Linked DNA regions of Mus musculus: region 1 is linked to region 2. A link is a contact called in ENCODE POLR2A ChIA-PET data. All regions are on one chromosome and are shown on one strand. The core of a region is the stretch at or near the end of the contact, and the rest is flanking DNA. Distances in the headings are between cores, read along the strand shown. Region 1 holds the start of Pef1 (penta-EF hand domain containing 1). Region 2 holds the start of Col16a1 (collagen, type XVI, alpha 1).

Region 1 (2,700 bases), core at 26-2,525, 60 kb after region 2:
TTCATTTTTAAGTTAGCATTTTCCTAAGTTGTATTCCAGAAAACTGTGACTCAGAGAGGTTAAATGACTTCTTCAAGATCACACAGCTAGAAACTGTTTAAAAAAGAAAACGAACAACAGGATCTGCTCACTAACGCCAGTGCTGAGGGGGAAGCTGAGCAAAGAAATAAGCCAGCGGGGCGCTGGTGGGTAAGGCTGGGCCAGATCACGAAGGAACTGGATCACCAGACTTGTCTTCCTCTGCAGGTAAGGATGAGGACCGTGCTTTGCAGACTGTCCTATGGCCAGTACCACGATCAGCAGTGGGACTGTGGAAAGTGCCTGGCTAGATTGAAAGCTCAGGACTTTTTATTTAAAAAGTATAGTGTTGGCACTGTAGATACTGGGGATACAATTATAAGCAAATCAAACACAATTCTTGTCCACATGAGAGTTTTTGTTGTTGCTGCTGCTGCTGTTGTTGTTTGAGACAGAGCCTCATTATGCAGCCATGGCTAGACTGGAACTGTCTATGTATGTATGCTTGCTTCTGCCTGCTGAGACTAAAGGCATGTGCCACCAGGCCCGGCCACGTGGGAATGTAACTAATCAAATAAACATGCAACCAAGTTTAGAACCTAAACCCCAAGAGCCAAGTACAGGAAAGTTGGTAACTTAGGAACTGTGATTTGACCTACAGAGGGAATAAAACCTCCTTGTTGAGACCTAGTCATCTACTGACACTAGTTCTAGGCCGTACTTTGCTGAGGAACTCACTGTGAGTTTAGGTAACTAAGTCATTGCCTTTCTGAGCCTCAGTTTCCCCATACATAAAGATAGGAGCACCGTGACATCTTAATTTTCCTTCTCTTCTGGCGGTCTGACCTTTCTCCACTGTCCACGGGTCTGTTTAGTACCCACGTTCTAAATGGCACCTGCATTCCAGGAAAGGCTTAAGTTCTCAGTAGCCATGGCAACCGCCTGGGCGTTAGAAGTAAAGTGATCACGACAGTGACGTAACTAATATGCGTCAGGTTATAATATGGCCTTGCCAGGTTATAATATGGCCACCACAGAAACAACTGACCAAGTCTCCCCATTAGATAACTACAGCTGGCCAGGCCCGAGGTCCGCTGCAGGTCACGAAAAATAAAAACAAACGAGCCACTACGGTCAACAACACTTCCGGACACTCCTACCCAGCCCTCTGTAAGGTACCAGCTCACCGCCTGTGACTTCCGTTTGTTGACCGGAAGATTGACAGCCTGTCCGTCCAATCACAATCGGACCCGCCCCAAAATCCAACCAGGAGCGGCATTGGGAGCAGGAAACTCCGCCTACCACAGTTGTGTGACGTCATAACCGCCATGGCCAGCTATCCAAACGGACAGGTGAGTTGTAGTGGCCCCTGCGTCAATATTTGGGCTTGTCTATAGATCCGGTACCACTCTCCATCCTCGGCTCTTTCTCCCCACTTGATCCGCAGCCTTTTCACGCAGAGGTTTACTTCAACAAGACTCTGTGTGAGCGAGAAACAGGAGGGCCAGTCCGTCGCGCTCGTTTTACGTCACATAGGACCACTCGAGGGGTTGTTTATATTGCGCAAAACTGGCTTTGGGGGTTTTGCTGTGAATTGATCCGGGCTGAACCGGACCAGGGTGCTTAACTCAGGTCTCCGTGGGGCGGAGTCCTCTGTGCTCTCGAGGCGTTTAGAGCTCTTTTTCCCTTGGAGTCTTTCTGGGCGTAACTTGATAAAAACAAGTTGCCCGACTCTCTCAGCACCGTCCTGCGACCGAATAATCTCGGGACAATCAGTGGTAGGAGGTACCAGAAGTGAGATTACACCCCTCACGGTTGTCCAGCGTCCTTTCACACGTAGGAAAAGTGAAACCCAGAGAAGATATGGAGTTTATCTAAGTTACCAAGTAGTTAGGCAGCAGAGCCAAGGTCAGAACTTGGGTTGTCTGCAACTGCTTCTTCCTTCCTTTCTAGCCTGCCTTGAACCAGCCGGGAACATCATTTCAGTGTGATTTATTTTGTGGCCAGAATTAGGTGACATAGAGGTGCCAAATGCAGTTTTGAGTTAAAAGTGGAGCCAGATCTTTGCCGCATTAGTTTTAAGTCTTTTTTTTTTTTTTTTTTTTTTCCTGATCCAGTTTCCTCTCATAAAATGGACCAAGTAGTAAGAGTCCACCCCTCACAGAGTTATTAGGAAGAACGATGTGATTCCTGTAGGCATATGCTATGCTATACGGTAAAGTGTAACATCACTTTGTAGGAGTTTTCAAAGCAGGCCCCTCACTTCGAAATAATTTGGACAAAATAATCGTCCTGATCACAGAGTAGTTTAAGAGATTAGTCTCATGTATGGAAAGTGGAATGCAAAGTCAAATGGGTTATTACCAAGCTTTGATTGGCCATAGTCACAGACTAAAAGATATTTAAAGGCCTATGTGGTTTATATAGCATTTCTTACATTTACTTTGTGTGTGTGTTGGGGGTGGGGAGAGGGCGGCTACACATGTGCACATGCACAGGAATTATTTTTTTCTCTATCATGTGGGTCTTGGGGATCAACCTTCTTGGGCCTTTCAGCAAGCCCCTTTACCCACTGAGTCATCTTGCTGGCTCCCACACAGCAGTTGGGCCCCCATTGTGCCCATATGAAGACCCTGTAAGCATGCAGGGCTTATTATTTTGACTTATAGCTGAGGAGCAAAC
Region 2 (2,870 bases), core at 123-2,622:
CCAGCGTTCTCTAAGCAAGGGGGAATCTCTGTGAGTTCAAGGCCAGCCTGGTCTGCAAAGGGAGTTCCAAGACAGCCAGGGCTACATAGTGAGAACCTATCTTAAAAATAGAAAGTTCTAGGTTTGCTTCTGTCCCAGACCAGCTCAAGGCCAGCCTGAGCAACAGAGCGGTTTGGGTTTTTCGTTTGGTTGTTTTTTTTGTTTGTTTATTTGTTTGTTTTTGAGACAGGGTTTCTCTGTGTAGCCCTGGCTGTCCTGGAACTCACTTTGTAGAGTAGGCTGTCCTCAACTCACAGAGATCCACCTGCTTCTGCCTCCTGAGTGATGAGATTAAAGGCAACAGGCTGCCACCACCAAGCATGTGTGTGTACACCTGCACAAATTTACACATCACACACACACACACACACACACACACACACACACACACATACCACTATACCACCAAGGGGGGGGAGCATTAGCCTAGAATATGCAAACTCTAGGCTCAATATCCAGTTAAAAAGAGAACAAAACCAAGTTTGAGGGCCATGGAGATGGCTTAGCAGGTAAATGTGCTGGCCACCAAGACTGACCACCTTAGCGGGATTCCCCCAGAACCCCTATTGTGAAAGGAGATAGCTAACTCCATCAATTGTTCTCTGGCGTCCACACATACAACATGGCATTTACAACTATGCCTGTGTACACGTTCCGCACATACACATACAAAATAAATTAATTTAAAAAAAAGTCTTCTTAAAGCAGGGAGCAGGGAGGGGGCAGGGGGTAGGGATCTGAGTCTTTCCAACCTTCTGGAGTCCAAGAGGACTCCCTGACCCTACTTCTGTAGAAATGGGGACAGAGCAGAAGGAGTTAATTTAGCACAGGGTTGGGGAGTGGTGCTCTATCCCCTCCTCCCAGTGCAAGCAGAGGTTCTACAGCCTAGGAATGCTAGGCCCAGGCACTGGAAAAAGCTGACCACCGAGGCTTGGTCAGCAGCCACGTCGCGGGTTCCACGACTATGGAGGAGGGGTCTCTAGTCTTCTCCAGCTTTCTGGGGTCTCAGCCAAGGAAATTAGGGGGGGCACTAAGGAGGTCCCGGGCGCGCCTAGCCTGGCCTCCCTCCCGCCAGCCAGCCAGCCGCAGGCGCCCCTTCCAGGGCAGCTCTGGGCACGCAGGGTCCCGCCTTGCTCCGCTCACCCGCAGGCTCACCTGGCTGGGGAAGCGGGACGGGCGGGCCCGGGCGCAGGGCCAGGCCAGGAGCGCGGCGGTGCAGGCCAATGGCCAGTGCCTCCGCAGCCGCCGAACCCTCGCGGTCTCCCTCCTCCTCCAGCCTGGCGGGCCGGCCCAGCTGTGTTCCATTAGCCTCTTGGCAGGCCCCCAGCCCCCTGGAACCGCCCTCTTCCCTCTCCAGGAGCGGCCGGCAGTTCCTGCAAGCAGGCGTGTGAGTGTGCGCGCACGCTGCGCTGCACTCAGTCTAGAGAACTCAGGACGTGGAAAAGCTGGGGTCAGCGCAGACTGGCAGGGAGAGATCGAGGATCCTCCTGTGGGCCGTGGACCCCTGGCCCTGCTTCCCATAGCTGGCAGCCTTAGGGCTGCCAGGATTGCTCAGTGAAGGGCTCCGCGGGCCGTTGGTAAGTGGGCCAGCACTGGGCTGCTTCTCCCTCTGAGCTGAAAGGGCATATTCTGCTACTGACTCGCTATGTGACCTGGGGCAAGTGGCTAGCCCTCTCTGAGGGCCTCAGTGCTCTTTTTCTGCCGTGGGGTGATCTGGAAACTCCATGCTGGTCCTGCTGTCTCTGCCTCCATCTGTGTCTGTGTTGAGGGGGGCGGGGTCTCCTTGGAAGCATCTCTCTAGCTCATCCCTACAAGCCCTTCACTCAATCTGAGGCCTGGGAGTAGGAGCCAGAGTGGTGAACATGTTGAGCCCATCTCTATGTTCACGCCTCCACATGCACCCACATGCTGCTCATAGTCGGCTACCTTTCCACTGGCTGTCAGGAAGGGAAGGTCAGGCTGGGGTTGGAGAGTGGGGGGGATGCACACCCCTAGGATGGGAGATGACTGAGGTGGGGGCACAGATCCATCCCAAGAGTCCAGCCTCATATATATATATATATATACACACACACACACACACACACACACACACACACACACACACACGCATGCGTGAAGGCATCCTTTATTCTGTATCCAGCAATAAGGGAGATAAGTAAGCATGGCACCGTACAAAATCTGACTTGCCTAAGAAAGTACCAACAGAAGAGCCTCCTGGAGGGTGCTCATAGTCTGGCTCTGGACAGGAGCATGTATGTAAACTGGGCTTATCAGTTCTCATGTCTCTTAGCTCGCTTGCCTGCAGCTAGGTTTGATTGCACAGTCCCGGCACCTATGTGCCTATAAGCCTATGTGTATTGTATTGATACACATGGCTTTGTGTGCTCATGATCTGCCTGTCCTAGAAGGGGCCAGATGATATATGACTCTGCTGGCCACTTGCTGAGCCTGCATTGATTTATCTGGGCCCATCCATCAGGGTTTAATAAAACAAAAAGACGAGCATCCATCAGCGGGAGAGGTTGGCAACGGGGTCCTGAGCCCTGGTGACCTGCTCTCCTGCCCCTGTACACACAAGGGGAAGCTTTCTTGGCTCATACACAGCCCTGTGATCTCTGCCAAGAGACTCAGTCCAGTCTTCAGCCCCTGACCTTGTAGGTGCCTGGCAGGGCTAACCTGGGCTCAGCTGAGCACAGCTCTCCAGGTACTGGGCCACTATGCACCAGTGCAGAACACAGCCCTGGGATTCGTGAAACATTTTTGATAAATTGCCTCTGCTCATGGCCCCTTGCTTTCTCTGCCTCTGTGATCTTTTAGAACCCTCTAGA

Evidence for each region. ChIA-PET counts read pairs that join two places held with the same protein, here RNA polymerase II (POLR2A).
Region 1: POLR2A ChIA-PET joins it to region 2 with 11 read pairs in Patski. The contact joins the promoter of Pef1 here to the promoter of Col16a1 in region 2. POLR2A ChIA-PET finds 5 or more read pairs at or near these places in 4 of 5 experiments (Patski and embryonic stem cell).

The regions. Positions count from the first base shown.
Region 1 is chr4:130,106,281-130,108,980 of GRCm38, forward strand. Pef1 (penta-EF hand domain containing 1) reads left to right here and starts at 1,276. Exons shown (of 5, transcript NM_026441.4): 1 at 1,276-1,370. The coding sequence starts at 1,347. It overlaps Gm40258 (a long non-coding RNA gene), which reads right to left and starts at 1,838. Exons shown (of 2, transcript XR_868200.3): 1 at 1,321-1,838.
Region 2 is chr4:130,046,468-130,049,337 of GRCm38, forward strand. It overlaps Col16a1 (collagen, type XVI, alpha 1), which reads left to right and starts at 1,373. Exons shown (of 70, transcript NM_028266.5): 1 at 1,373-1,616. Gm12963 (a long non-coding RNA gene) reads right to left here and starts at 1,955. Exons shown (of 6, transcript XR_003955360.1): 1 at 1,941-1,955; 2 at 1,195-1,459.